Linked DNA regions of Homo sapiens: region 2 is linked to region 1. Evidence: read pairs that join two places in POLR2A ChIA-PET (ENCODE). Cell type or tissue: Panc1. All regions are shown on one strand. Links, peaks and the distances in the headings refer to the core of each region. The heading gives the core; the rest is flanking DNA.

The links. Peaks named below come from ENCODE experiments on the same cell type or tissue, not always from the same donor. Only the 100,000 strongest peaks of a DNase experiment are listed, where the experiment ranks them.
Region 2: POLR2A ChIA-PET joins it to region 1 with 8 read pairs; 3 of 35 experiments call an interaction of 5 or more read pairs at or near these places.

Annotation. Positions count from the first base shown.
Region 1 is chr22:24,446,934-24,451,315 of GRCh38, reverse strand. The region is part of intron 3 of ADORA2A-AS1 (ADORA2A antisense RNA 1); the gene reads left to right. Among named protein-coding and RNA genes, the nearest start is that of ADORA2A, 22 kb to the right of the region's middle. In Panc1, for the core only: no CTCF peak of the experiment used is centred there; no DNase peak of the experiment used is centred there.
Region 2 is chr22:24,592,592-24,596,973 of GRCh38, reverse strand. LRRC75B (leucine rich repeat containing 75B) reads left to right here and starts at 3,901. Exons shown (of 4, transcript NM_207644.3): 1 at 3,901-4,111. The coding sequence starts at 3,935. It also overlaps a transcript of GGT1 not described here. RefSeq lists enhancers at 1,468-2,438, 3,488-4,382 and a silencer at 3,774-4,003. In Panc1, for the core only: no CTCF peak of the experiment used is centred there; no DNase peak of the experiment used is centred there; H3K4me3 peaks cover 805 bases; H3K27ac peaks cover 438 bases.

The sequences.
Region 1 (4,382 bases), core at 70-4,069:
CCCTCCAAAATTTCTTTTGTTCTGTGCCCAACCCCACTGACAGAACCACTTATCTGCCTGAAATGAAGGGACCCACTGAGTCATGTATCTAAAATTAATATTTTGTAAGAGTCCAGCAATATTTTCACAGGCATGTCAAATGGATGCCCCATTTACAGATAACCCTCAATGGGCAAAGATGAGGGCTTTATGGTCCTTAAAGGTCCTTGGTGGCCAGGACACTGTGGAGGCCAAGATAAACCACTGGTCTCTAAGAATGTTCTTTGGTATATAGAAGGCCAGGATCCTTAAATGCAGTCTTTCTAAATGGGGTCAGAGTACAAGACCTTAAGATCCTGTCCTCAAAATTTCAACAGAAAGGGGCTCCAGTTTCTCTTTGTCCCCTCCCCCACCCTCTGGCCACCACCCACCTTCCTCCATATCTCTCAGCAAGCTGCTTCCTGCATCAGCGCCCTTGTTTTGCTTGTGCTATTTGTGTCTGCTTCTAACAGCTGGCCCCAGCCTGGCAGCCCCTAGCTCTGAGGATTATCCAATTATCCCATTAGCCCAGCATGTCCTTCCTTCCTCCAGAGCTATTAGCTCCCCATCTCCCTCTCCCTCTCTCTCTCCCTGGGCTTGTCCATAGCCTCCCTTGCTCCTTCCCTAGCCAGGCCTAGAGCTGGGTGGGTCAGCCCACAGTCAAATAGACTCAGAGAATACCAGAGCTGGAAGCGATATGTATCCACTGCTTCATCATTTTGCAGGGAAGGAAACCCAAAGTCACATGACCAGTTAATGGCAGCAGAGAACTAAAACCCAGGTCTCTCGACCCAGTCAGTGTGCCTTACCAAGTGTTGCTATGCTTCGCCCTAGGATGGAGGAGATACCATCCCCACTCCTCTCTCTGGGATTCAAATTTATAGTCTTGGTAGGAAAATAGAACATACACTGGTGAAAACCAGCACATTATTCAGGCGTTAAGTCATAACTTAGCAGCAGAAGAGATGTCATCAGAAGCAGGTAACAAACTTCTGGTGCGTGGGACAGGCATGCATCTAAAGGCGCTCAGGAAGGGGAAAAGAGGATTTCAGCAAAGTCTCCCTCCATCTTCATGGAAGAGACGGCTCTTCAGGTGGTCCCTGAAGCATGGGAATTGTCTAAAGTAGGGGAGTGACAGCATCCCAGGCAAAGTGGCCTGCCTGAGAGACAAAGGCAGGGAATGGGGTAAGAGGATGGTAGACAGTTCAGTTTGGCACAGTGAGGAGCAGGGTAGTGGGTAGGAAAGTGGGTGGTCAGAGACAGGCTGGAGGGCAAAGCTGTGTCCTTGAATGGCCACAGAAAGAAGGTGGACTTGATCTGCTGCATATTTAGGGTCCACTAAATGTTTTGGAGCAAGGGAGGGACATGGCTGATGCTGTGCTTTGGAGATATTAATCTGACTGCTTGGGCTGAATAGATTGCGGTAAAAGAGATCAACAAAGAGGTCTGTTTGGAGTGTATTCAGGTTGGTAGAGATGATAGTGCCTCCGCCAAGACCATGACTTTGAGGGGTTACTGAGGGGTAGAGTGGATGGAACAGATTCCAAAGATGTTCAGAAAGAATTAACAGAATGCAATAGATTGGATTTGGGAAGATAAGGAGAAGAGCTCCTACTAATAGGATTAGGGAAGTAAGAAGTGGCCACAGGAAGTATGGGGTAGGATGGAGGAAGTGGATGAGGACCCTCCCCAGCTTCACCCTCTGGCACTCCTTGGGTGAGAGCATTTTGTAAAGTTGGCAGAGTTTGCTTAACCCTGGGCTGCAGGATGCCTTCTCTACCCTATGTCTCAGCCCCTCCAGGCTTCTCTGCTGGATGTCCACATGTTGACCCAATAAATCATCATGGTACCCTCCCCAGATGGCAAATGTCCTTCACTTGGGGTAATACTGCTGTCATCTAAGGAGGAATTTTTGGCCTTGGGGTGTATTCTGTTAATACAGGACTCTGGGCCTCTTTGATGCCTTTCAATCCATACCAGGTAGTTGTCTCCCAGCTATACTCATACATTTGATGCAGGTAGTGACTTTTTAATGTATATGTTGTCATTCCCTCCTCCTAATCCTCTGTCTTATCCCACATACCTGCTCTGGGCTTCCATGAACTGAAAACTGAACTGAAGGCAATTCTGGCCACAAAAGATGAGCCATCTTCACTAGCCTTGTGCCCTCGAAGTACAGAGAAGTCTCCTCAAGGCCCATAAGGGGGTCCAGGCCTCTTCCAGGCCAGCAAGCACCTGAATATCCTGACATGACTGTCCTTGGATCACTGAAGACCCAGCCATGAGTCTCAAATTGTTGCATCTTGGTGGCCTTTAACGTGAACTAGTTATTCTGCTGAAGCTTCTGTGAGCCCAGTTGTGCCTTTTGGAATAGCACAATGCAAGCTGTTTCTCTCATCTGATCTGTTCACCATAGCTCTCCCTAAGTCTTCTCCAACCTCATGTCCTCCAGACATTTTCAGTTTCTAGATGCTCCCTGTCTTGATCCCCTTCCTTTGGCCACTTGTTAATTCGTTGAGTGTCATTGGGAGGTTACCGTCTTGTTTGCAGGCACAAAATGACAAACTCATTTCAGTTTGTTCATGAGCAGGTGGTGTTGAGAAATGAGCATGTCTCCTGCCTTGAGTGGGTACCTGGTGAGTCCCTGTAGCCTGGGACTCACTTCCTAGTAACTAGGATGTCAGTGCAGCTTGAGGCTGCAGTTGCTTCTTTCCCAGCCTGTCCCACGGTGTTAGCCAGTGCTCAACTGAGTAACTGTAGTGTCCATGTTGTTTTGACCTGAACTGATAGTAGGCTGGGTCTCTCTATCCTCCCACTCCTCCCTGCACATTGGCTTTTTCTGAAATTGAGCAGGCTTTTTTTTGGGTTTTTTTTTTTTTTTTTTTTTTTTTTTTTGAGATGGAGTCTCGCTGTTGCTCAGGTTGGAGTGCAGTGGCGTGATCTCAGCTCACTGCAACCTCTGCCTCCCAGGTTCAAGTGATTCCCTTGCCTGAGCCTCCCGAGTAGCTGGGACTACAGGCATGCACCACCACATATGGCTAGTTTTTTTTGTTTTGTTTTTTTTTTTTTTTAGACGGAGTCTTGCTCTTTCGCCCAGGCTGGAGTGTAGTGGCATGATCTCGGCTCACTGCAACCTCCACCTCCCTGGTTCAAGCAATTCCCCTGCCTCAGCCTACCGGGTAGCTGGGATTACAGGTGCCTGTCACCACGCCTGGCTAATTTTGTTGTATTTTTAGTAGAAACGGGGTGTCACCATGTTGGCCAGACTGGTTTCAAACTCCTGACCTCAGGCAATCTGCCCACCTCGGCCTTCCAAAAATGCTGGGATTACAGGCATGAGCCACCGTGCCTGGCTAGTTTTTGTATTTTTAGTAGAGACGGGGTTTCACCATATTGGCCAGGCTGGTCTCAAACTCCTGACTGCAAGTGATCCACCTGCCTTGGCCTCCCAAAGTGCTCAGATACAGGAGTGAGCCACCACATCCGGTCTGAGCAGGACTTTACACTGGTCCTTGCTCAGTTTTATCTGTCCAGCCCTTTGAGGTCATTTTGAATCCTGACTCTGTTGGCCCAGACATTTACTGTATCCCTTCTCCATTAACCTCTTAGATAAGTCTAAATTTCCCTAATGTCTAGACTTTCATAAACAGATGGGACAGTATAGGGTTGAAGAAAGTAAATGATCCATAATCAGTGACCCTTGCCTAGGTCGTCTGCCAGTTCCACACCCACCTCCCGGCACCCAGAGATCAGGGACTTCCAGGTGCCTGGCTTGAACTCATACCCACCACATTTCTCCCTCTGGCAATGGCTGGGCAATGTCAGTGATCAGAATATAGAAGGTGGTCAGTAGCTCTCCTCCCTGCCACCCCATCTTCCTTCCCTCCCAGCCTCCTTTCCACTCTCTGATTCCAAGAACACTGGAGCTATTGATTGGTTACCCTCTTATTTTTCTGAGCTGAGAATGGATTTATTACTGCAATAATAATGATCATCATCATCCTGGGCATTTGTGTTAAATATACCTTCCAAAGCACTGCCACATTTATTTATTTTTTTGAGACAGAGTTTCACTCTTGTTGCCCAGGCAGGAGTGCAATGGTACAATCTCGGCTCACTGCAACCTCTGCCTCCCAGGCTCAAGAGATTCTCCTTCCTCATCCTCCCAAGTAGCTGGGATTACAGGCACTTGCCACCATGCCCAGCTAATTTTTATTTGTCTTTTTTAGTAGAGACAGGGTTTCACCACGTTGGCCAGGCTGGTCTTGAACTCCTGACCTCAGGTGATCCACCCACCTTGGCCTCCCAAAGTGCTGGGATTACAGGCGTGAGCCACCGCGCCCGGCCCACATTTATTAACTCAT
Region 2 (4,382 bases), core at 303-4,302, 150 kb before region 1:
AAGAATGAATGAGCCCTAAATCCAGTAGCTTCAGTTCTTTTTTTTTTTTTTTTTTTTTTGAGACAGAGTCTCGCTCTGTCACCAGGCTGGAGTGAAGTCACCACGCAATCTCAGCTCACTGCAACTTCTGCGTCCCGGGTTCAAGCGATTCCCCTGTCTCAGCCTCCCAAGTAGCTGGGACTACAGGCATGTGTCACCACACCAGGCTAATTTTTTTTTTTTTTTTTTTTTGTATTTTAGTAGAGACAGGGTTTCACCATGTTGGACAGGATGGCCTCAATTTCCTGACCTCATGGTCCGTCCACCGCAGCCTCCAAAAGTGCTGGGATTACAGGCGTGAGCCACCGCACCCAGGCACTAGCGTTATTACAAGGAGGCCATGTGAGCCGGGCATGGTGGCACTCACTCATAATCCCAGCTACTTGGGAGGCTGAAGCAGGAGGACTGCTTGGACCCAGGAGTTCAAGACCAGCCTGGGCAACATAGTGAGACCCCACTGCAAAAATAAGGAATGCCATGTGAAGGCCACACAGACACATAGGGTAGATGGTTTCAGAGACTGGAGTGATGCAGCAGCAGCCAAGGAAGGCCAAGGATTGCCAGGAGCCACCAGAAGCTGAAGAGACAAGGAAGGATCTTCCCCTGGAGTCCTCAAAGGGAGTGTGGCTTGGCCTATACTTGGATTTCAGACTTTTAGCCTCCAGAACTATTCTGTTGCTTTAAGCCACTGAGTTTGTGGTAATTTGCTATGGCAGGTCCTTACTCTGCCTATGGTTACACATCCAACAAGTGGCAGCCCAGGGGATTTGAATCCAGGCCCTGAGCCTATACCTGTGATCTCGCCTCACCCCGCCAAGCTCTGCTGCCTACTACAGCCTCATGACAATTCCTGGCCCTGCAGAAGGTTGACAACCCGTTCCTGTAGAGCAAACACAGAGGACATTCTGTCTCCATAGAGTATCCATCTGCTTCCTTCCTCCTAGCGAATGCCCCCAAACCATTCTGTGTCCTTCTTTACAGTGGCTACCAGGAGGCTCAGTGCCACTCAGCTACTTGCTGAGGTAACATTAACCCTGAGCTGGCCTTTTTCCCTCCTGGGCTTGAACAATACTACTGGGTGGGTAGAGAAGGGCCCAGAGGCAGTGCAAGGCCAGTTCCAGCCCTGGCTGCAGCCCTCTACCTGCCCATTGGGCCAGCTGGACCTTGTGTTCCTGTCATTTGAACTAGGCCACCGCATGGGTGGCAGAGGGCTTGAGACTCCAAAGGTGTGGCTGTCATCAATTCTTGTCTCCTGGCAGGTCCCACTTGGAGCCTAGTACGTTCCCATCAGGGCCTGAGGTCTAGCTGTGTCCTCCCTACCTGATTCTCCAGCCCCCAACCTCCCAACTCACTGACTCACTAGGGATGGCAGGGCTACCCTGAAGAATCCAGGGCAAGCCCTTGAGCTTCCACATCAGCCCCGGGAACTGAGAGGACAACATCGCAATCCCTCCACCCCATGGAGTCTCAACAAACACAGCTCTGCTGCTCAGGGTAACCCCAGGGAGACGGGCCAGCAGCCCTCCGTGAAGAACACATGTGGGCTAGCGAGGTGGAATCATGCCCCCATGCCTGAGGGGAGAGCTGTGCCTCTGGGGGCTGCTGTCCAAGTCAGGTTAGGCCAGAAATTGTCTCCAAAAGCCCACTCGCCCTAGGCACCCCACAAGCAGGCAGAGAAAAGCCCATCCAAGGATCTAGGCCCAGACACCACCCTCCCTCTTTTGCTGGAAAAATGTCCTCCAGGAACCTCTCGGCCAGGGACACAGAGGGTGGGGGATGAGAGGCAGGGGCTGGGGCAGTTCTCTGCCTTCCACAGGACTCTAAGCTCTGAGCACTCCCCCATACCGCTGCCTAGGTTGCCCCTTTCATGCCTCCAGGCTCAGCCCTCCATTCCCTCCTTTCTCCCCTCCCCCTGCCCAGTATTCTCACATTTGAGGGGACAGTGCCCAGGCCTGGCTCAGCCTCTGGGAGGATATGGTCAGGATCTGGGAGCCCTCCCAGCTGTGGCTCCAGCCCTGAGGCTGCAGGGGAAGAGGAGGAGGGCTTACCGGGCTGCCTGCTCTGGGCAGGGGGGTCTGAGAGGTCCCTGGGGCATCAGAGCTGCAGCTTAAAGCTCTGACCGGGTAGGTTGCCACTTCAGTTCAGCAACAGCGCCTTGGCCCTGGGGGAGGGCACGCAAGGCCGTCATGCAGGTTTGCCAGGGAGGAAACCTGTGGTGCCAAGGTGGCCCCAGGACAATGCTGGCTGCACTGGAGTGGGAGGAGAGGCTGTTGGGTCCAGCTGGCAGGTGCCAGGGGAGAAGGGGGTGCAAGCACTGCTCCAGCAGGGGTTGGGGGTCCGTGGATGGTCAAGGGGCTAAGACATCCTGCTGTCCTCTGCCTTGTCTCAGGGGCCCAGCCCCACAGGATGACAGAGCCTAGCACCCTGCCCTCTCCCCACTGCCATCTCTGGGCAGGCAGTGCTTAACCCAAAGGAAGGAACCTTGAATCTTCATAGGGTAATTAGCAGACACACACACACACACACACACACACACACACACATACACACGGGTGCTTGGCTGTCGTCCCTCATATATGCCCTCGGACAGTGCTCAGCCCTTCCTGCACAACAGGTACCAGTCCTCACAGGCTAAACACGTGCTCCTTGCTTAGAGAAGTGGGAACTGCAGATCAGTGCCTCAAACGTTCCCCACGCAGGAGATGTGAGCGTCCCAGAGCCGGGATTGGGGCTGCAGGGGCCCAGCAGGCCTGCAGCAGAGACCTAGGCTTCTGCTGAGGGAGCCCTGGGAAGTGGGATACACCTTGAGCTGGGTGGGTCCGTACCTCACCCTGGTCCTCAGAGGAGCCAGGGCCCCCATCTCACTCTGCCTGCCGCCACCCCCACCCCTTGTCAGGGAGGCAGACTGAAGCCAGCGGCAGATACAGCCCGCCTGCTGCCAGCTTGCCCAGAGCTGGGCTTAACGGTTAACCTGACTCTTCGTCCGGTTTATTTCCCAGGCTGGGGTCAGAGGTGGGGGCCTGCCCCAAACCAAGAAGCAGGAGGCAGTAAATATTTGCCAGTGCAGGAGTGTCCATGTAGCGTGAGCAGGTCCTACACCACAACTGCCAGCTGCAGAGATTTCTTTTCTTTTCTTTTTTTTTTTTTTGAGACAGAGTTTTGCTCTGTCACCCAGGGTAGAGTGCGGTGGCGCCATCTCGGCTCACTGTAACCTCCGCCTCCCAGGTTCAATTGATTCTCCTACCTCAACCTCCCGAATAGCTGGGATTACAGGCGCCCGCCACCACGCCCGGCTAATTTTTTGTATTTTCAATAAAAATGTGGTTTCACCATGTTAGCCAGGCTAGTCTTGAACTCCTGACCTTAGATTCCGCCTGCCTCGGCCCCCCAAAGTGCTGGGATTACAGGCGTGAGCCACCATGCCCGGCCTAATTTTTGTATTTTAGTAGAGACGGAGATTCACCATGCAGGGCATATTTCTAAAAGCAATGGGGGCAATACCTAACACTGGCACACACAGCAGAACCCCCCCACCCCGCCTAGAATGCTCTTTGCACGGTCAAAGCGACTATTCCCCAGTCAGCACTGGGGCCAGAGGGTAAAGAGGTGCCAAAAGCCACCTCGTCTCGGCCGAGCTCCGCGTCTCCCCTGGCGGCTCCAGGCCCTCGGGTTCTAGCGCCAAGACTGACGCAAGCAGGGCCTCCTCCAGTGTGATCAGGCCAAACCGAGGAACCCACTGGCCTCGCTCCGGCGCGGGGTGGGGCGGGCGCTCAGCCTTCGGACCCGGACGGGGCAGGGCCGCGGTGATTGGAGGCGGGGCGACTAGGGGCGGCCCCGGGAGCGGGGCGCAGACAGCCCGGCCTCCTGTGGGTTCGGCGACCATCGCGCGGCGGCCATGGGGGCGCGGCTGGGCCGGCGGGCCGGGCCCGAGGCTGGCTCTGAGGCCGGGGCGGCGGCCGGCTGCGGGCCCGCGCCCTACGAGCGCCGGGTGCGGTGGCTCCGCGAGATCCAGTCCACGCTCCGCGAGCGGCGGCCGGAGCGCGCCCGGCAGCTGCTGCGCCTCCTGCGCCAGGCGAGAGAAGGAGCCGTCCGCCCCTGGGCTGGCGGCCAGGGAGGGTCTGGGGGTCTGGGGGTCTGGGAGGCGCGGGGCTATGGGTTGTGGGCCTGTATCCGCCGGGAGGCGAGGCGGAGCTGGTCTCTGGCGCGCGCAGGCGGGTTCCGAGGGCGCGACAGGCTGCAGCACGCGGGGTCTTGCGTGGGCGAGAGGGCGACCGCCTGGAGTGAGGGCTGGGTGAGGTCGGCGGACCGTGTGGAGGAGGGGGCTGCTGAGTGTGTCCGGGTCT